Regions from separate parts of the Mus musculus genome. Here regions 2 and 3 are each linked to region 1. A link is a loop called in an ENCODE intact Hi-C map of the cell type or tissue named here. Cell type or tissue: left cerebral cortex. All regions are shown on one strand. Each heading gives the region's core, and the rest is flanking DNA. Links, peaks and the distances in the headings are about the cores only.

Region 1 (7,544 bases), core at 1,314-5,313:
AAAGACGGGCAGAAGCACAAAGCGGCCATGAATGGGTGGTGGATTTATTCTACAGCTTATTGTTATTAGTAGTATTAAAGCGATTGGGTTAAAAATAAGGTCAACAAAACCATATTTAAGGCTGATGCACAAATATTAAGAGCATTAAAAAAATAACTTGAAAGAAAAGATAATCGCTGTGGCTGGCGAGTGGCTCAGCAAATAAAGACACTGGACACCACAACCCAGTGACCTCGGTTCAGTCCCTGGGGAGAACAAGAACAAGAACTAAGTGCTATAGGGTATCCTCTGATCTGCATACATGTGTGATGGCATGTGTACATGTACACACAATGCACCCTCACACACACACATATACACACACATACACACACACAAATACACACAAATGAATAAGTGTAATTTTAAGAAGTTAGTGGCTAAATTTATTTTTATATTCTCTTCAACTAGTCAAGAATATTTTTTTTCTTTTAAAATTTACTACATATCAGCAAAAGACATTTGGTTAGAGATCTTTAGGTGGCAAAATTATAAAAATATGCTTCAAGTGTTTACAACAAAATCGTCATTTTAAGGAAGACTACTTAAACAGGACAGACTTTTTTGTGGATGTAGTTACGTGGCCTCTTTACGGTTGATCAGGGATGAGGCAGACTTAGAGAGTGAGAGATGCTGCAGAAGGGAGAGCCACCGCAAGCATCTTTCTCTGGCTGGAATGTAGTTCTTTGGGAGAGAGCTCGCCTGGCATGTCTAAGGCCCAGGGTTCTATCCCCAGCACCGCAAGGAAAAAGCAGGAGAAGAAAGGAAGGTCTTTCTCTATAAGTTTTGGGAGAAATCTGTCCCCTTTAAGCCCTGAGCATACATTTACTTGAAAAAGGCCATTGCTCGGGTGAAATGCTAAGCAGATTAAAGCGCTTGGTGCAGATCCCTGAGGCCCACGTGGTGGACAGAAAGAACTAACTCCTCGAAGTTATTCTTCTCGGACCTCTGTATGGGTGACATGGCTCAGGCATAGACACCACACACATGCACACACACATGCACACACACACTCTCTCACATTCACACACACTCACACACATACACACACATACACACACCACACACATATACTCTCACATTCACACACACTCACACACATATACACACATACACACACACACCACACACACACACACACACACACACACACACTCAGTGAATGAAATAAAATTTTCTGATGTTCCTGCCATACAGAAAAAGAATGAACCCAACGGTACCACACTCTTATTTGGCTCAACAAATGAGAGTACCACACACCTGGTATAGTGGTACAAAATTAGGTAAAACTTAGACACGACGACCTTAGCCCTCCTCATATATGGATCTTCTGCGATTAAATACGTGTATCATGTTAAGTGATACAAGAACATCCTCAGTACACACTTCTGAGAGCATTCTGAAATTTGAGGCTATGGAGAAAGCACGAGTCCTGAAAGGAAGGCAGATGGCAGGTTAAAATACATGCCAGCCTTGAACCGCACACAGCACATGTTAGCGGTGATGGAGCTCATAATTACATACATAAGCATACATCCTTGAGTGTAGAAACACCCTTCCCTTTTTATAGTAGTGCACAGAGACACTCATTTAAACAAACTCCCACGAATGGGGAAGCAGCCCATTTGGGATACCGTTCAGTCAACAGAGTGACTGGCATTTAATAAGTAGCTTGGCTCGAAACACATTCTCCATTATACTGTATGGGAAAGGTCTAGTTTGGGGTCCAATTAATCTGCTCACATGCATTCACCTTGCTGTCTCCAGTTTAGCAGTCAGCATAATAAACAGACACATGCCAACATAAGAAACAGACGCATGTCAACATGTGTGACTCAAATACCATTAAACCCAACAGGAAGGGCTTCTCTCTGTCCTCCCACCTCCGGGACTGTCCCAGTTTGCTCTTGGGTGACTCGCTTGCTCGCTCCACACCACCCAGCCTCTCTCACATTTTAATCAAAGAAAACTATAATTACGAGAGCAGGACTCTAATTTTGAAAAGACATTAGGCCATCCGCAGTCACTTCATTACGGAGCACTTCCGAGGCCGGCAGAGAACTGGGGGGGGGGGGGTGTCTAAGTAATCTCTGTACTTCCAAAGGGAACACTGAAAAGCTGCCTGCACAAGCAGGTGTAACTGGAGCTAAGCGTTGAGCTCAGGGCTGGCCTCTGTTACATCTGCTGCTTAAAAACTTTTCCGCGACCTTCAGTGGCCCACCAGAATCTGCACACCGAGCTGCTGGGGAATTGCCAGGAGACTCCTATATAGGCACCTCCACAGAGGAGTCCACACACAAGAAGAGGCTTCTGCCTGCTCCAGGGCCAACTATCCCTGGTCCTTGGCTCTTTCTGCCCAGGGCTGCTGCCTGCACCTCCCCCACTCTGAGCACTGGGCATCTGTCCAAGAGGGACGAGCTGTGGCACTCAATAAACAAACAAACGAGCAAACAAACAAATACCCCAGCCATATTTTACTCTAAAGAGACACCATTCCAAACAACTCCACAAATGCTCAGTGAGCTGGGTCCCTCAGAGGTCAAGGCCAATGACTTCTTCCAGGGACCCCACCTGAAGGAAGCCCACAATCTGTAATGTAACCCCGCAAATTTCACAGCAGAGATGGGGCTGGGGGTTGGGGTGAGGGTGGGGGTGGGGGAACAGGTGTAACATTTTTTTTAAGCTTCTGTTGCTGCTGTGGACAGATCCCCTAAGACCCCCCATCTTGTCAAATCAAAAAGCCTACAGTTGATTCTTTGGGCGCTGCTGAAAGCCCACTGGCTCCCGGTGACACTCTGCAAAGTGCAGGGCCCGGCTGCGGGGAGCGAAGGTCTCCACAGTTGTCCAGGTGGCAGATTCCGTCAGCACCCGGGTCCGTGGACTGACAGAGCCACCTTCCCGCCACCTCCCCGACGCGCCGGGCACTCACCGTCGCGGCCGTCCTCCCCCCGGCTGCAGTTGCTGCAAATGTGCTTGATCTCCTTGCCCAGTTGACAGTGGATCACAAACGACACGTTGTTATTGTTGTTGGGGGCGGGGTCCTTCGGGGGCTTCATGCTCAGCAAATAAAAAGCTTTCTTTTTGGGCTTCACGGCGGCGCCCGCGCCTGGCACGGCGCCCTGTCTGCAGCGCGGCTTCGCGGCGCGCGTGGGCTCCGCCATCCGCTCCCCGAGCGTCCGGGGCTGGTCGCCGATCGCTGCCCCGGGCTCTGCCACTCGCGTCCCCCGGCCGCGCCCGCATGCCCCCACGCCACACCAGCGCCACTGCGGGGCGGGGCAGGGCAGGGCGGGATGGCGCGCTCGAGGTCTTGACCTCTTCGAGCCTGGACAAATCCCGAGACCCCGGGCGGGGTGGAGGTGGGAAGGGCTGCAGAGGGCTGAATCCGCTCTTCTATCAGCGAAGCTCTGGGTCTCCTGGGCTCTGCCTCCCCGGGGCAGCCCCACCCCTCGGTGAATCGCAGCGCCCCGCAGCTCCCAGCCGGCGGGGTTTTGTGGCCACCTTCACTCTGGAAACTCAGGGCAGGATGCCACAGCCACCCCCTTCCAGGACTCCCGCTGCCAAACGCAAGCAAGATGTACTACAGCAGGCGGCTGTCCCAGCTCTAGGGTGGAACTGAGGCCAGAACAAATTATATTCTCAGGCGGGTCCAACCACAACCCAGGACTAGACAACCTGTTACAGCATCCTTGCTTTTGCTTCCAGTGGGAAAGCTTCCCCGAGATGAAGGGGACTTTACTCCAGGGTCCTTAGTTGAAGTCAAAGGGGGAAACCCATCTTCCAGCCACCCTCAACATGCAACTTTAGGGACACTAGCTAGTTCACTGAATGCTCCTCAGCTGCCATTGCTCTGTGATCTCAGGCCGAGCAAGGCAGGCGCCCTGTCTGCCTCGAAGACTTCCAAAGAACAGCTCCCGAAAGAAGGCAAAGCCACAGTCTCATTTGTTGAGGTTTTGATGGTTCTGAGTGACTTTTAAAGGTCGCTTTGTGTTTAAAATCCACTCATCATTTATAGGGCATCCCGAGACTCTTAAAGAACTTTTCAGGGAATCTAGGCTTTGAGAGAAGCTACACTTTACAAACATCTTAAATGCTTTATTTATTTAAAAACAAACAAACAAACAAACACCCTGAGGCCTGGAGATTCTGGTTTCCTGGGCCATTGTTGAGACCCAGGGTTCTGTAACAGTTAACAAGCTCCGGGTGGGGGTGGGGTGATTTTGAGGAACTGTAAACAAGAGAAACTGTTGTTTACAGCCAGGTGTGTCAGACTCCACAATGTCCCGTTCCCTCTGTGCCTCAACCTTACCATACCCAGTTCCTTCTATTTGAACCTACCAAAATAGTGTCAATCAAAGAATGTACAGTCGGACAGTCACTTCCTGTTGTTACCAAGAACTTTCTGGATGCTAACTTCAAACTATTCTGGGAAACTGAACTACACCAAGGTTGCTGTTGTCTCTCCCCTAACCAGAGAGGCTTGGCACCCTTGTGAGGGTCACGTGCTACCTCGTATTGTTTCTAGGCACACAATCTACCATCCAATCATTTGTCAGCCCAAACAGGCACAGGCAGTTTCACTTTTATCTTATTGGTAAGTCGGTGTGTTCTGCCACCCTCTGCCCTGGAAAGGATGTCAGCCCCAGGGTAGGGGGCAGATGTTGGAGAGGTGCTCTCTTTAATCAGATGCCCCTTTGTACAAGTGTCCATCAAGGTCTTTGGTAATATCTCCCTTTCTCAGCTAGGTCGTCAGCCCTAGAGGTAATGGCACTGCCTCTGCTCTTCTCAGATTAGGTGCCACTGGATTCCCAGCTCATACTACCTTGTATCTGGGAGATGACAAAGATACATTTGTGATGTTGTTCGGATGCCTAAAGGGATGAATCTCATGTCATGGGCAAACAGATTTTCTAATCCTTAGGCCTTGCCTTCATCTTAGGTTTCCTCTTAGCTCTGCCAAGAAGCGAGGAACTGTGTGTCCAGAGCACATTACATCTTTTTTTTTTTCCATTTTTTATTAGGTATTTAACTCATTTACATTTCCAATGCTATACCAAAAGTCCCCCATATCCACCCACCCCCACTCCCCTGCCCACCCACTCCCCCTTTTTGGCCCTGGTGTTCCCCTGTACTGGGGCATATAAAGTTTGCAAGTCCAATGGGCCTCTCTTCCCAGTGATGGCCGACTAGGCCATCTTTTGATATATATGCAGCTAGAGTCAAGAGCTCCGGGGTACTGGTTAGTTCATAATGTTGTTCCACCTATAGGGTTGCAGATCCCTTTAGCTCCTTGGCTACTTTCTCTAGCTCCTCCATTGGGAGCCCTATGATCCATCCATTAGCTGACTGTGAGCATCCACTTCTGTGTTTGCTAGGCCCCGGCATAGTCTCACAAGAGACAGCTACATCTGGGTCCTTTCAATAAAATCTTGCTAGTGTATGCAATGGTGTCAGCGTTTGGATGCTGATTATGGGGTGGATCCCTGGATATGGCAGTCTCTACATGGTCCATCCTTTCATCTCAGCTCCAAACTTTGTCTCTGTAACTCCTTCCATGGGTGTTTTGTTCCCAAATCTAAGGAGGGGCATAGTGTCCACACTTCAGTCTTCATTCTTCTTGAGTTTCATGTGTTTAGCAAATTATATCTTATATCTTGGGTATCCTAGGTTTGGGGACATTACATCTTTTTAAAACAGTATTTTGAGCCCTGCCAGCCTTTCCAACTTCACTCTCTGCCCCACAGGTCAGAATAAGAAGACTTGCGTCAACCCCACCTGGCCTCATTAAAACAACTGGACTGGAAGCAATCTGTTATTCACCCCCTGAATACTAAGCCTGACCCAAGGCTGTGTGTCCTGATCTTAATTGGCCAAGTACAATTGTGATTGTAGCATAGCAGACTTGGACATAGCCGCTAGCAAAAGCTCACATATCAAAGGATATGTCCTGGAGGCGGGGGCCTTTCATTTAAGAGAAATGTGCAAGAAGAATTGACTTGCCTTGGACAGCTACTTGGTTGGTGCTCTCTCTTCCTAGCTGTCCTCCTTGAGTTTACAGCCTCTAACTGGTGCTGCCCGATGGTACCTGTTTGTGATATGAAGCTATTTATGTACTAATACTTTACAGGGCAATAAAATTACGACCCAGTTTCTCAGTTGCACTAGCTACAACTTAAAAGGATAGCAGCCACGTGTAACCAGCAGCTGCTACAGTCAACTGGGAGGCTGACAGATCATCTCCCCCCTGCCACCACCACCACCATGTTTTTCTTAGATGTATGAAGATTTATATCTGAGGCTGAAGGACAGAGCTGCCATCTCCTATTGCTACAACAGAAGGTTGGCTAAGACGATCAGAGTCCAACACATGTAGTGTTTGGCGGTTATATCTGGCGGTTTCTGGCACCAGTTTACTTCAGCAAGTAGCGGGGCTGATGGGGACGTGTTCCTTGTGTTTGCTCTTGACCTTGTTCTGTGCACTGTGTTCCTCCTTGCTGAAGCTTGTTTCTGACGTCGGCTGTTAAAGCATCCTAACAGACAGCTCGTGGTGCCAAGGGATGCCTTTTACAGGACCTGTGCTTGTCTCCACCCACAGACAACTCATGCCTAATGATTAGCCTGTTCTGGCTTAACTCAGTTGATACCGTTGGCAGTTTTCCTCTCCCTTGCATCAAGAAAACGGCCATCCTAAGGTATTTTATTAAAGAAAAAAAATACAGCGGGGCTTTTCGTCAGCTTTAAAAGCAGGGAGGAATATATTATATTGAAGGGAAAAGCATCCCCACGCGTCCTGTCACCTCGAACAGGTCTCGGTGGTCTTCCCGAACTTTTTACCCAGATAATCTAACTAGGAAGGAGCCATGATGATCCATCTCTTTGTCACTTATTTGAATGACAACCTGCTCCCGTCCCATTCTACACTTGACTTAAATTGGTTTGGTGTCCAGAGACTCTGCTACTTGAGATGCAATCCCAAAGACCTGCAGATTCAAGGAGCCTATTACAATTGCACATCCCAAGCTCTGCCTCCAAATCTGCATTTTAACAAGATCTTCAAGAGACCTGGATGCGGTAAGGTCTGAGAGGCCCCTGCGGGAATCAGTATGGTGATGCCATTAATTGTCTATGGGAAGAGTGCATATTTTAGCTCCAAAGCAAAAAGGTAGGACTTCTGGTGTCACAGGGCTTAAAGTTTAGTGGGGAAGAGGAGACACTTGGTAAAAGGCTAGACATCAGTAAGAACAACAACACACACTGAATGGAAACATCAGATCTCCAATCAGGAATAGTCACAGAGAACAATGTGCTCATTATCTGGGCTGGGAGCTCTTGTGGAGGAGGTCCTACAGAGATTTAATGGACAAGGTGGAGCTGTGTTGAGAGAGGCATCCATGGAAGGCTGATCTGTAGCAATTGGGGCAGGAGGGTAGTAGTGGTGGTGTCAGAGGCGCAGTGGGGAGGACGCAAGCAAGCTTGTAGAGGAAAGGAGTTGTGCTGGGTTCTGAAGG
Region 2 (7,544 bases), core at 2,212-6,211, 180 kb before region 1:
TCAGAGGAAAGAAAGACTCTAGTTGAAAAAAGGAAGGGCCTTGAACGACAGCTGCTCTCCCCCCACCATTGCTGTCTCCATCCTTGGTTGTTTTGTCCTTCTAGCCATCATGAAAGATGGCTGGGGACAGACAAACACCATGGTTGGTCCCCAGTGGCTCTTATGGATTCCCAGCAGGATTTATGTATTGGTAAACAAAATGTATTTATGTGTTGGTAAGAGGAGGGCTTTCTTGGACAAAGGTTTGAACACAGAACTTCTCCAAACATGGACAGCCATGACTCTTTCCCTACTGAGTTTGGTCATGGCTGCCAGAGTATTATGGTGGTGGGATATGGTTGTGTGTTGAGAGGCCAGAAGCATTTTCTGTTCGGGAAGAATGCTAGAGAACAAAAATGTTCTTTTCCACTTATTCGTCAATACCAGGGTGGGCAGGACTGCTTTCTGCATCTCTCATCTCTCCCTCTCCTCACTTCTCACTTTTATTCTGTCTGTCATTTTCTACAATGTTACATTAGGCAACCAGATATGCTGGCATTTTACTCTGTCCATGGAGAAGTCTTGCATGGGCCTCCATATACTACAGGCTCTGTTTGTTCTATAGGAAAGTCTGGGAAATGGGAGGCGAGAGAAAACATCTGTAATAAAAGATATTTACATGCACGGATGGAGCTGAACTCTGGGAACGGCCAGGCCCAAGCCTTTCCTTTTCCTCGGGCCTGACCCCACCTCATTTGATAGCTTCATTTGAACTATGTTTATGCTAGATCACTCTAGGTCAGGAGTCAGTTCAGAACTGTTCAGTTCTGACTATATGTTGCCTAAGGAAGGAGGTCTGGGGACACCTAGGGCATTGTCATGTCCAACAAGACAGAGAGTGGCTATTGCCTCCATTTCATACATGAATGAGTGTGGGTGCTTTGAGCAGCCGTAGAAGGAAGAGGGCGAGATCGATGGATGAGAATTCATGGAAGTTACCTTTAGAAGAAAGATGACTGTTTAATAGTCATAGTGTCTAAGTGGCTTGTGCTTTCTAGAGAGTTGTAATTATCACTGGCCAATAGAGATACTGGTAGCCACACCACTACATTTCAATGAGATAGATGGATATGATCACACACACACACACACACACACACACACACACACACGAGCGAGCAAGTGCATGAGAAAACATAGATAAGTGTTTTCTGATATTTTCGTTTCCCTCATTTGAAGACCATGTTACCCAATGCTAAATCCTATCAATGTTGATTACTTCTCACACAGCCCTGTATCATTACCGCAACATCCTCCAGGAAGAATCCAATCTAATTATGCGAAAGAACCTATCTATAGTAATATGAAATAATAGGCAAGTAACTAAGCCTAACGAAGGTTCTCTAAGCCTGATGGCCACAACTCTAATTTGAGCAATAGCATGCCCATCTTATAGGAAATTCACAGAAGAAATGATTTAATATATATATCGTAAAATGCGTAGGAGCACGGCGCCCTTATAGCAGGTGTTCAACAATGTTACCTGATACTATGCAGACTTAGTCATAGATGAAACGCACATTATATTAAAACATTACTAGAACACAAAGCTATGCCTATGTACATATGTCTTTAATAACCATATGTACACCATTCAAGAAGCATCCCAGAGTAGCAATGGGGCATCACTACCAAATTCTTGACTACACAACAGAAAGTGTGCTTGATTGTCTCTGTAGTTAACCAAACCACAACTCCTCTACATACAGGTCTTCAATCCTAACCCTTGAATCAAGCAAAACCTCCAAGACTTGGCTGAGTGAAGGAGAGGGACCGTACAAGCAAACTTAGGGACAAAACAGGTTGCTATCCACTGGCTTTTTATGCAGCAAGTTGCTAAGAGACACAAAGAAGGAGGTTAGCGATGGGCAATACACGTAGCCACAGAGACTGTCCTGCGACCAGACGGGCGGGGCTGCTGCTTTCTTACCTGGTGAGCTTGGTGCCAATCTGCTGTCTGAGCTCCAGCCGTTCCTCATCCGTCTGTCTGGGGAGGATGTTCTTTTCTTCTAGCTCTCGCTTAGAGGGCCTGTTGCTGAGTTTGATGGCTAAGGAGTCCTTCCTGCACACCTTCATGGCCAGTGAGCCTGGAGGAGGGAGAAATCAGTCAGTTAACAGAGACACCTGAATGCCCATGGGGCCAACTGCGGGCAGGTTATAAAGCAACAGGCAGGGGGAGAGACACAAAGGCATAATACTTTAGTGCCAGGAACACTAAAGTCCAAGTTCTTAGGGTCGCTGCCATCATCAGGCTTTATATAACCCACAGGGTGAGTATGGGGCATATTGGGAGGGAAGGGAAGCCTGTGACTGGATCTCTCCTTTTAGAAATCTCCAGGATGCAGCAACATCACAACGGAGGACAGGGCCAGCTGTGAAGTGCCATAGAGGGGAGAGGAACAGACAGGGTAAAGGTCTTGGCAGCCAGGAAAGGCTCCGAAGAAGGGGGCTGCCGCCAGGAGAGTGGGTACTCCCACCAGGAGAGTGGGTACTCCCACCGAGAGCAGGCTGGTGGGAATCCACATCTGAATATGTTCAGTGGTAACACAGATGCTGGGAACCATCAGGAGACAGACCAGAGCAGTTTCCTGGAACTCAGGACATCCAAAGGGAGATAACCCAGTGTGGCGGTCAGTGTGGGACCATGTGGGGTGAGAGCAGAGCAGAGGACTGGGAGAGGGACAATATTCTGGGATGGCTCTTTCTTTTGAACACACGGGTTCCTGAGCATCCAGGACTTCAACCAGAGTTGACTTTGCTCTTTAGTGAGTAGCCAGGAGATATCTAGAGGCATTTTGGGTTGTTGAAGGTCAGTTAGGTGGCAGTCAGGAGGTTGGTCCTGTCGTCTAGCTGGTGAAGACCCTTGAAGGCAATGCTCAGCATCACCTTCGTAACAGAGAATAATCTGGCTCTAAAGGTCTAGCACACAAATGTGAGACACCCTGGCACAGATGCTTCAACTCTCAGGCACCACCTGACACGCAGGCTCAGTAGCTGTCCCCTTTCAATCCTGGGTCACTGCAGACCCTGACTGCACCTCTCTGATTTTTTCTCCTGCCTCACTTTTACTCTTTCTTCTCCATTATCCCCGTTTACCAGTAAAATGGGTACCATGCTGATGCCCTAAGTGTGCTTGAAGGTAGAGCTATGGGGACACAGTCTTAGCTCATTGTTGGGAACACCCCATCCAGGCAACATGTGACGGCTGTATTAATAAATTCACTTATTAAACAATTGCCCCACATCAGCCATAGCTATCCTCGCACCGTTAAACTCTACCTATTCATGGTCAGAGTGATAGATTACCAACTTGCTTTCTCTATTTCTCAATATAGTTAAAGGTTTTCAGTGGAGAATTTAAGTTCAGCTTTTCTGAAGCTGGTGAGCTACACTTGAACATGAATATACTGCATATACAGTCGCTAGGTTTACACACATGCAGTAGATTTTCAAGCTCTCCCTTCCCTGACCCCTTATTGTTTGAAAAAGAGGGTTATACTTCAAGAAAGCAACCAAGGCATAGGTAGGGGGTATTAAGATAGCTGTGTGATGTGTATAGCTATGATGCTGTATACATGAGATTTATGCTTTCTTATTACTGCTTAAGGGGCCTGGAGAAGTCACCTGAGCCGTCCTGTGACCTAAGGTCCACTTAAAACCACATCTTCAGGCAGCTGCTCTGTGCTGTTTCTACAGTCCCACACCTCCCCCACTGTCATGGACAGCCTGCCTGCACGTACTGGTGTACAAAGAGGCGTCATCATCTTCATCTTCCTCCTCTTCCTCCTCCTCCCGGCCATACAGGCAGGGCGAGTCTTCATAGTCGGGTTCATGAGGCACATTTTCCTTATTGTCATCACATTCAATCACAACAGTTGGCACTTGTCTTATTTCCGGAAGGCCCATGGGTCCTGCTTTTGTGATGCCGTCGCTTGAGTGCAAACCAGAACTGTGGTAAGACGTGGAACAGGGGACTCGTTGCTCGGAGCTGCATGAAAAGAAAAGAAAGGGGAAGTTCACCTCAGTTGTCCCTATCTCTGAGACAAAGGTCACCCAGGCCATGTGATAGATTGCTTATCTGACAGTTTGTCCTTTTAGGGCAGTGCTTCCCTGGTGGAGACGGTAGCCTGGAGCCAAACAGAAGAACGCTAGATGGATGGTGGTGATGGGTGGGTGCACAACAATGTATAGCCACTAGATGGCACACTTTGAACCAGTGAAGGGGGGCTCCTCTGCAACCCACCTACCTTCTCACTGGGGGAAGGATTAACTTGATCTCAGATAGAGAGGCTAGTAAGTGAGGTTCTATTTTTCAAAAGCTACACAGAGCAGCGGCACGAACAGAGAGAGAGGATAGTTTGACATGATCGGGATGGAGACACAGAGGAAGAGGAGAGCTTAGGTAGATGGAAGGCTGAGCCCTGTGCTTGGACATCAAGGTGGACATGGCCGTGGACCATGTCCAGGAAGTACTCTTCCTAGGACGGTGTCAGGGTTGAGCAGGCAGTCATGGGTAACCAACCCTAGCCTAACTCCTCGCCCGGCCCACCTTACTGGTCAGTTTTGTAAGAACGATGCCCTCAAAGCCAACGCTGATCTAATATAGTTTCAGTGAAAGAGACGCCTAAAGCATCCACTATTAGACAATTGGACAATATAAACCATTTATGGTTTCCTAATAAAGCCTATGTGAAGAGCTCATAGCAACAGGGAGTCCTTTTGTATGAAGTCTAAGACACCATAAGAACAAGGCTCGTAGAATCAGCTGACCAGAACTCAGGTGGGCTCACTGAGATCAGGGCCCCTGTATGGGTCTGACCTAGGTCCTCTGCATGTATGTTCTGGTTGTGTAACTTAGTGTTCTTGTGGGATTCCTAACAGTGTGAGCAGGGACTATCTCTGACTCTTCCAGCCTTTGGGACCCTTTTCCTCCTACTGGGTTGCCTTATCCAGCCTTGGTGTGAGAATACGTGCCTGTTATTATCGCAGCTTGTGATGACATATTTAGTTGATGTCCTGCTCTTTTCTGAGGGGAGGTGATTGGGGGAGGGGTGGGGGAGAGGGGGGAAGTTAGGGGGAGGAGCTGGGGGGAGGGGAGGGAGGGGAAACTCCTAGTTGAGATGTGATATATAAGAAGAGTAAATACAAAGGAAAAACAAAAACAAATGAATTATAATATTAAATATAATATTAAAAATAATAATGGGAGTATGGAGCCAGAAACAAGTCATTGTTTCCTTCTTTCTTTCCTCCCCTCCCTCCCCTTTCTCTTCCCTCCCTCCCTCCTCCCCTCTGTCCTCTTTTCCAGTACTGTGGATTGAACCCAAGGCCTCACATATGTTTGTCAAGTGCTCCATCACTAACATACATCCCCAGTTCGGATAAAATTTTTATTCTTTTTCAGAACCATCAAAAATAGAGTTTATATCCTTATTTAAAGACTTCTCAAAAAGTATTTGACATTCATAAACAAGTGGAGTGTGAAGGTATATTATATATCAGAGCTTTGGATTACACTATTTTATCCTAAAGGAATCTTACTATGCTGTATGAAAACATGAGTTTCCCTGGAACCTTTCAATTATGGTCTAAGTTATTGCTGTGTCTAATTTAAATTCAATTAACTTCCTTCCTTTCACTGTTTCCAAAGGGGTTGATTTTCTCTTTGTATTTTCCACATAACTCTTCAATGAAGCAAATGGGAGATCCAGTTAACACCCTATGAGCTATGTTATTCGAGGCAGTGAACTAAATCAACTTGGAAACAACAGTTACCGAATGGGACAGAATCATGTATTTACAACAGTGCAGCATTTTATTAGAGATTAGTGGTTAGAGATGCCCCATTTCCCAGCTAATTGCACACACAGCAATGGGAGCCACGGGTAGGCAGGACACATTACGGGTGGTCTCTAGGTGACAAGTACGATGTTTAACCATAAATTGGACTGAGTGGGCATCTTACTGCTTTGCCCTTCGAAGCTGCCCTTCCTACGGATCAAAGATAGCTACTACATTCTAGCTGTGCCTGGACATCTTTCTTGGGTATCATGGAAAGTAGGCGTGTATGGAAGAGACACAACTGTGATTTCATGGCTTGTGTTTTGTCCCAGCCTTGCCTACACCTCTCTCTATCTTCATAATTTAATTAGCACGCTCTCTGAAAGGCACAGAGCTTAGAATAGACACCTGGGAGTTAGGGATGGGAGGCAGATAATAGGTATTCTTGTTTGGTGTGAGAAAATGTTGAAAGTTAGAAAACAAGAATGCCTTGAGGCAGGAAGCTCCAAAGTGGGTCCAAAGATAAGGGGAGAGGGGATGAAGGAGATACGAAACCCAACCTTATAGGTGGCATGGTGGTTCAAATGAAGATGGACCCCAAAGGTCATAAATTTGAATACTTGGTCCCTAGTTAGTAGAACTGCTTGGAAGGAGTAGGGACTGTGGTCTTGTTGGAGGAGGTATGTCTCTGCATCTGGGCCTTGAAGTTCAAAAGCTCACATAATTCCCAGTTAGCTAGCTCTCTTTCTCCCTCCCTCCCTTCCTCCCTCCCTCCCCCCCTCCCTCCCTCCCTCCGAGTTATGTGTAGATAACAACATAAGCTCTCAGCTCTTGTTCCAGTGCCCACTTGCCTCTTTGCCCACTGCCAAGCCTTCTGCCACAATGGGTCATTGACTGTAACCCTCTGGAACTGTAAGTCCCAATTATAAGTTGCCTAGGTCATAGTGTCTCTTCACAACAATATTAAAGTTACTAAGACAGATGGTCTATGATTTAAAAAAAAAAAAAAAAAGGTCTGTGCTTTTTCTCCTTGAAGATAGGAACATGAGATTCGGAATAGAACAGGATTCCACAGGAAGGGACCTCTAGCTGTGTTGACAGATATAAAGCACCTGTCACCTCCAGCACTGAAAAATAGGGACCCCCATATAGGTGGCTAACAACCACCTGGTAGGGACATTGCAAACACAGCTGCAGACTGACACCGGTGGGTCATCTTCCTGAAGTGTTAATCTACCATGTGCCAGAATGCCTCAGTTTGTATAAGCAGGAAAATCGTGTCTTCAAGGAATCTATGTGAATCCATCAAAATGTCTGAACTGATTTTTCTAATCAATATCGAAGCTGGGGGTGGTGCAACTCGGGTCTTAGCTTCTGAGAAGCAGAGGCCCTGAGGACTGTCCTGAGCATTATAGACTGCCTAGTATTAAATCTGGTGTCTATCCACTAGCGCTTTTGGATCCTCAAGAGGACGAAAAAGGAAGTGTGCTCCCAAAGAGAATATGCGCTTGAATTACCATGCTCACTTTAGTAGGAATTCTGCCCTGTTCCAATGCTTGATTGTTTATTCTTTGATTTTCTTGGTAACCAAGGGTGGTGGCACATGTCTATAAACCCAGCACTCAGGAGGGTGAGGCCTGCACAGGAGATTATCTCAACACACACATATAAACATATATACATACATGTATACACACACACACACACACACACACACACACACA
Region 3 (7,544 bases), core at 1,119-5,118, 50 kb after region 1:
GCCATCCTCTGTAAGTGGCTCAAAGTACCTCCTGCCATTAACCAGTTCACCCAGGCCCTGAACAGACAAGCAGCTACTTAGCCGCTTAAGCTTGCCCACAAGTACAGGCCAGAGACAAAGCAAGAGGCACAAAGGCTGCTGGCCCATGCTGAGAAGAAAAGTGCTGGCAAACTCAGACACTGCCTGTCCTCTGAGCAGGGGTCAATACAGTCACCACCTTGGTAGAGAACAAGAAGGAAGGCTCAGCTGGTGGTGATGCCTATGACATAGACCCTATTGAGCTGGTGGTTTTCCTTCCTGCACTATGTCGAAAGATGGGGGTACCCTACTGTATCATCAAGGGAAAGGCCAGGCTGGGGTACCTGGACCACAAGAAGACATGTTGTTGTTATTATTATTATTATTATTATTATTATTATTTTCTTTATTTACATTTCAAATGTTATCCCCTTTCCTAGTTTCCCCACCAAAAGCCCCTATCCCTTTCCCCCTCCCCCTGCTCACCAACCCACACGCTCCTGCTTCCTGGCCCTGGCATTCCTCTATACTGGGGCATAGAACCTTCACAGGACCAAGGGCCTCTTCTTCCATTGATGACTGACTAGGCCATCCTCTGCTACATGTGCAGTTAGAGGCACAAGTCCCACCATGTGTTTTCTTTGATTGGTGGGTTAGTCCCAGGAAGCTCTGTGGGTACTGGTTAGTTCATATTGTTGTTCCTCCTAGGGGGCTGCAAACCCCTTCAGCTCCTAGGGTACTTTCTCTAGCTCCTTCATTAGGGACCCTGTCTGTGCTCCATCCAATGGATGACTGTGAGCATTCTCTTCTATATTTGTCAGGCACTGGCAAAGCTGCTCAGGAAACAGCTTTATCAGGTTCCTGTTAACAGAAGACACATTCTGCTGTTGCCTTCACACAGGTTAACTCAGAAGACAGGGGTGCTCTGGCTAAGCTGGTGGAAGCTGTTAGGACCAATTACAACAGATAGGACGAGATCCCCAGCCACTGGGGAGGCAACTAAAGGAAAAGGCTGAAGAACTCACTACTAAACTGGGTTAAGTGTACACTGCTAAGCTTTCTGAACGTAAATATAATTAAAAATTAAAAAAAAAGGAATGTGGGATGGGGGACTGGGAGGGGACAGTGAGCAGGATATAAAGGGAATAAGAAAAATTAAATAAAAATAATATTCTTAAAAAGAATCTTAGTCTTCTGTATATAGTCAGAGTGCAGAAATAAGGGTCTCTAGCACATTCTAGCTGATAAAAATCCAGACAAAAGAAACTCAATCATTTAAGCAAGGTTTTCCCCAGGGACTACTATGTATGGCCTTTACAAAGTGGCACCTGAGCTGCTCTCATATTTATCATAAATATTTGTAACATTATAGCACCTGTACTTCAAGTGTTGGTTTCAATTTAAAACTTCAGGATATCTCTTGGCTTTGTTGGGTATCAGAATAAATACCGTGTCAGGTGCCCAAGAAAGACAAATTGGCAGAAATTCATGACAGGGCTTTTGGATTTTCAAGTGTGGTGTGTGGTCCTGGAGACTTAAAAGCCATAAGACATTTCTATTTGAATAGTGTAATACCCTGTCACATAATAACGGTTCCATTTTAAAGAGTTGCTTAAGTCAACACATTCACCTCACACAATTTGCCCAAATCTGGGAGTAAGGTGAGAAAAGATAAGATATGGCAGAAACTTCAATATCCCTTCCTAGTCGGTATTCTTAAGGACATTTCCCCCTTCTGTTTTTAGCAACATTATGCTGTGTTTAGTGCACCTCAGGTGGCCAGAGAAGAATAACAATTAGAAACCAACTCTTGTAAGGCATGTCTAGTGTATGTAGTTGCTTCTCTAGAAGCCCGTGCCAACATGGTCTACTAAAGTAATTCTTGTGCAGAGTGAGCCAGTGAACAGATTCGGTGTTGATTCGCATCTTCTTGCAGCAAGCTTTACAATACGTTGCTGGGATGCACCACCAAACCCGGTCCTTGTTTATAACCTTTGCATTTTCAAGTTATCTTTCACTTGTAACTACATACAGCTTTCCCCGAGTCCACCTTCCCCAAAGAACAGCTTTTGATTTCAGGTTTTGCCTTTCCTGTGTCTTTAAGTCAGAAACTTCCCAAGGCTCCTAAGAGCTGGCTTCAGCAGGCATCCGGGGCTCCCGGTGTCTCCACTGCAGTGAAGTCTGTGAGGGGATACCCTGGTCTACAAAACATTACCAGATCCAGACCAATCCTCAAGGATAGACTACATAACAAATCAGGGACAGCCTGGGAACTGGGCTCGAAGATTTTAAAACCAAATCAGTTGATGCTGGCAGTTCCCGAAAAGAAAAAGTCTAAACCATGCAAAGTGTAAAACTAATACAAAAGGCATTTAAGAAAACCACAAAAAGCACCAAAAATGATTTCAGATTCCTGCTCCTACCTTAAAGACAGCCTAGATCTCTGGACTGACACACACACACATCCACACCGGGGCTGCTCTCTAGCTCTTCAACAGCTGTGCGTTCACAGAGTGAGACACAGTCTCCCCCGGGGCTGAGCTCTGCAAACAGACGCTACACACACAGCCTTGCGGTGCCAGGCAGCCCCTTCCTTCCCCTTCGCGGCGTTGCCAGAGCCTGGCCACTGACCAGCTCCCTCGTTGAGAAGTTGGGAGACGGATCCAACTCACCCCACAGAAGGTGGCCATGCATCTCAGCAGCAGGGGTCCATTTAATCTCCCTTTCAAAGCTCAGATACCACCCACTTCCAACCCCCAGCCTCTTTAGAATCCCAGAGCAGCAGGCAGATTCCCCTCCTGCGTGGAACCACCCAGACTCTGCAGGGCGGTGGTACCTACCTCCCCCCACCCCCCACCCCCCTCCCGAGGCTAGCCGCGGTGACCTCTTACCTTCACAGAGCCGGAGGTCTCCAAGGAGTCCAGCCTTTCACTGGAATTGGGAGGCCACCGGTTTGGGAAGCAAGGAACATCTCGAAGTGAAACAGAAAGTAGCCTGGGGATCCAACCCAGACCCTGGACCTGCACTTGACCAGCCCCAAGCTCTGGGAGTCTTGAGACTCAGCCGCCCCGCAGCTCAGCTCCACAGGCTCAGCTTGGGAGGATCCCAAGGACTCAACCATAGAGAAGTCTGGAACTCTCAGTCACCGCCTGAGCTGCTGGTTTTTTTTTTTTTTTTCCTCCTTTTTTTTTGAATATTTGTTGAGCTTTTTAATATGCAGTTTGTTCCTTCTAAAAGGAATTAGCAATCCCATCACCCGACTCTCCTGGCTCCATTGTATAATTAAACTGATCCAACAGCAACGCTCCCTCACCTTAGGTCCCCAGCCCAAACCCCCACGCATCATCTACATCCTCAAAGATACTCAAAACATCAGACTCTGACAATTAACCTTTTCCGGAATTTTCGTTTGGGGACAGCCTTTTCGGCCATGGGCACAGAACCCCTTAAATGCTGTTCAAGAAGAGATTTCTCAGGGTGTAACGACGGTAGCTTTCTTGAGATTAAGGACTGAACGGTTTCAGATAAGTGTCTGAACCCAGAGTTGAAAAGTCTCATATAGCTTTATAACACATGCGCAAATTCTAAAGGCTGTAGTGTTTGTTACTGTTGCCACATCACTTAATTCTAGGAGTCAAAAGGTAGTTGGACTTGAGGGGTCTTCAGCCACCTCCCACCCTACATCACCCCAAACCTGATCTGTCTACACCCTTCCCCTACCACTTCAAAGACATATGGTGGCCAAGGAAAAGCTCCAAGCTTGGTATGGAAAGTGAAACCTTAACCTTTCACCCCATTCCATTCTGTTCCAGTTTACCTGATTTACATATGCCTTGTCTTGCTGAATAATGCCCAGGGGCCACTGAGAAATGTCTGAGAATGTAGCGAGGCTCTTTGCAAAATGACCAGATTTACAAAACCCCAGCCTGTTGGTCTAGTTCACAAGATGCCAAGATGATTTTTATGCAGGGGTGGCCTCTGGTCCCTCCAGGCTCCCAAGTTAGCTGGGCCTTGCCTGCCGCAAGCTCTGGGCTGGACTTGAAAAGGATCCTCGCTTTTCTTTGGGAATAGTCAGTAACTGCAGCCTCTGAGTTCCCCTCCTTGACCCTCCATCCACGTCTCCCAAGGGAAACTGAGCCCATGACCAACGCTAAAGAAGTGGTCAGTAGATGGGTGGAGTGCCTTTAGAGCTGCCTTTGCTAATGCCAAGGTAACTATCTACCCGTGCAACCCTTTGAAGTGAACCGGTAGGGACTGCTATTACCCTCTTTAGAGAAGCCAGTGAGGAATTAGCAGTCATCAGGCCTTCCGTGCTCTGACTTGCAAAGACCAGATATGTGCGAGGAAAATCTAAGTGGAATGACAGAATGGTGTTTATGTCTCACCCTGCAGGTGTAGTAAATACCGTACAGCCTGTTGTGACAGCTGCCGGAGTAACTACTTTCTTAATAGCAATGAGGACACATTGGGATATATTAGAAAATAATCAGGGGACTGGACCTGTGAGTGGGCAAGGAATTATAATAGGAAAACATACATCGATTACCTGAATAATTTGAATTTCGTAGATAAGCATTCATCAATAGAAATCATTAGGATAGGGACCATATACATAATCTTAAAATTTATAGTAGCCACCGTAAAGAAAAAAATAGTGAAATTATCTTTAGAATATATTCAAAATATGATTTCAACATGTAATTAGTAAACACTGATAGACTATTATGTATTCCTTTTTCTATGTCTGACTTTTAATTTGTATTTTATGTTTATATCACACCACAGGAATAGTCAAAGTCACATTCGAAGCCCTCAGTAGTCACATGTATTCAGATCTAGTGATTACCACATTAGATAGCCTCACCCTGGATTATACGTAGCCATTGTTGGGTTAGAATTCATTCTTTGGTAATACATGTGTCTGTATTGCCTAGAAACGTTACAGGAAGAATTTGTGGACAGCACGATGATTCATTGGGCTAAGGTACTTGGTGCTGGCCTGACACCCGGAGTTTGATCTCTGGAACTGACTCCCCCAAGTTGTCCCCTAATCTCCACACATGTGCCCTGGCATGTGTGCCCATATAATAAATGTAACAAACAATGGAATAATAGAACAAGTGCAATAACAAAAATAAATGAATAGAAAAGGATTTTATATTCACTTGGTTCTAAGTCCATAGCATCATTGAATTAGTATCTTCTAAGTAGAACAGGAAACTATTAAATAAATTTGGAATTGTGATAATACCAAAGATTTAGCTTCGTTCGTGTCACCAGGGAAGCATAAATGAAAAAACAAATAAATCTTGGGTTTGTAGAAAGTTCCTTCTTTGTGCCATCTATACTGTTCTAGATAGACTACTCAGTGTCACATTTTACCCCATGTCATGTGTATCTTTCTCCTCTCTGTTCATTTCCTGAAGCCCCTAAAATAAACCATGCAGTCTTAACAAAGCTACCAGCCACCTTTCTAAGCCACAGGGTCTTGGCTATAACCAAGCCACTCCAAGTATGCAAGCCTGGTCTTCAAGGCTCTGCCTCCTCCCTTCAGATTCATTTTCTACCCTGCCGTCACTGTGCATATGCATCAAACTCAGGCATTACATCATATAACTTCTCGACTTAAAGGCTTTAATAGAAAATCATCCCCTTTTGGATAAAATCCCCACATGTCATACACTGGAGGTTTATTATAAAGGTTTATTATAACTGGCTTCAGGGAATTTTCTCTCTTGCCTCATTGCTTCAACTGCTTGGTTCTGTTTTGTCTGTGTCTTTTCCTGTGACATGGTCTCCATGATTTTGTTTATAGTCAGATTTCTGTGCCTGGAATATCCATCCTTACAATGCCTATGTCTGGCTGAATACAGTTCGTTTCTAAGGGTTGTTCAGCTATTGACTGTAGCTCTTTACTCTTATGATTCTCCTATCTATGTCACCGCACCACTTTTATAAATAGATCTAGTATAACCATGCATGGTGATGCCTGTAATTCCAGCACTCAAGCAGAGGAGACAGGAGGATTACACGCTTGGGGTCAGCCCGTGATACACAGGAAGACCCAGTGTAAGGATAACTGATGCATTATAACACGTCTCAATGTACCATAATCATACGATGATGACCTCTTCGGGTCTCATGTACAGGTTGCCTTTGAGTTCACCTTGAAGCATGACATCATCTTCATGAGCAATATGACAAATATATGCCTGAGGAATTCAGATATCTTCCCCCGTTCCTTCCCCTAATCCATAAATCAGCACCATTATCATGATTGTTCTCATGACTACACATCAATATTCTTAGTACTTAGTGTTAGACCCTGTCCTAGGCATTTTGTACATTGCACTTAATCCCATGGCAACGAATCAGTAAGACGATGATTTATGGCCAATTTTTAATAGACAAGGCATCTTGAACTCAATTATTTTCTTTGAACAAGTTAAGGTCATTCATATGACCACTGTTCCATAAAAACTGGTAAAGTATCACAGCTCCAACATATATGAATTGCATCTTCACATGCTAACTTATTTGTCAACAGACTAATGCATGTGGGTTTTATTATATTTTCAGTGTTTCTACATTTTATTTAAGTCTTCAAATTCACAGATAGCCGGGGCAAAGAAGACACACTTTGATAGTGCTTTGTGTGGTGTGGATACATGGTGACCTGGGACACTCAGGACATTTTAATGTAGTTCTTCATGTTATAGTGATTCCCCCAACCATAAAATTATTTTTGTTGCTACCTCATAACTGAAATTTTGCTGCTGTTATGAATTGTAATGTAATATTTTTGTAGATAAGGGTTTGACAAAGGGGGTCTGGGACCTACAGGTTGAGAACTACTGCTCTAGCTAGTCTACTGGCACTTTAACCACTAGAAAGACTGGTTATGCAAAGAAAGACCATATGCAAGGAAAACTCTCATTCATTGCTATCATGATGTAATTGTGGAAGCTCATTGAACATATAGCGCCAAGTGTTAACCCTGACATGAGTTCTGAACCAGGGTGTGGTGTTGAAAGATAACCTGTTATAATGAGTACAGCTTTCAGATGCTGACAATGTGGAAGGCTGTGTGTTGTGGAGATCAAAAGATACTGCCCCTTGACTTCAGTTTTGTTGTGGACCCAAAACTGTTAAAACAAAGCAAAACAAAACAAAATCTATTTCAGAACCAGGGGTTTTAGATGATCTTATCCCCCCAACACCACCACCAGGAGCCTCACATTCTACTCACTGTGCTCTGGAATGTTCTACAAGTTGTTTTCTGCTACACATCTGTTTACTGTTTTCTACCTTTTGTTTCCACAACATGGAACCAAGCTACATGAACGGCGGCAGTGCATGGCTGAAGGCTTAACAAACCCTTCTCGAAGGAAAATAAATAGAAAATACACTGGTGTCACAGAGTAGAAAATTTGCTACTGTTATGACTTGTAATGTAAACGTTTTGGACATAGGGGTTTTCCAAAGGGGTCCACGCCCCACAGGTTGAGAACTGCTGTTCTAGTTTA

What was found. Peaks named below come from ENCODE experiments on the same cell type or tissue, not always from the same donor. Only the 100,000 strongest peaks of a DNase experiment are listed, where the experiment ranks them.
Region 2: it touches region 1 in a loop (2.7-fold over the local background); 1 of 42 quality-filtered maps calls a loop at or near these places.
Region 3: a loop joins it to region 1, with 3 times the contacts of the local background. A loop is called at or near these places in 1 of 42 quality-filtered maps.

What each region holds. Positions count from the first base shown.
Region 1 is chr13:42,912,292-42,919,835 of GRCm38, reverse strand. The region is part of intron 3 of Phactr1 (phosphatase and actin regulator 1); the gene reads right to left. Among named protein-coding and RNA genes, the nearest start is that of Gm52053, 97 kb to the left of the region's middle. In left cerebral cortex, for the core only: no CTCF peak of the experiment used is centred there; DNase peaks (open chromatin) are centred at 1,866, 2,394, 3,133 and 3,579; H3K4me3 peaks cover 2,547 bases; H3K27ac peaks cover 1,627 bases.
Region 2 is chr13:43,091,232-43,098,775 of GRCm38, reverse strand. Phactr1 (phosphatase and actin regulator 1) reads right to left here. Exons shown (of 14, transcript NM_001302635.1): 8 at 3,780-4,027; 9 at 1,970-2,126. Among named protein-coding and RNA genes, the nearest start is that of Gm15813, 28 kb to the left of the region's middle. In left cerebral cortex, for the core only: a CTCF peak has its summit at 4,234 (motif pointing right); a DNase peak (open chromatin) is centred at 4,218.
Region 3 is chr13:42,861,853-42,869,396 of GRCm38, reverse strand. The region is part of intron 3 of Phactr1 (phosphatase and actin regulator 1); the gene reads right to left. Among named protein-coding and RNA genes, the nearest start is that of Gm52053, 150 kb to the left of the region's middle. In left cerebral cortex, for the core only: a CTCF peak has its summit at 5,027; DNase peaks (open chromatin) are centred at 1,953, 2,555 and 3,026; H3K4me3 peaks cover 1,797 bases; H3K27ac peaks cover 1,458 bases.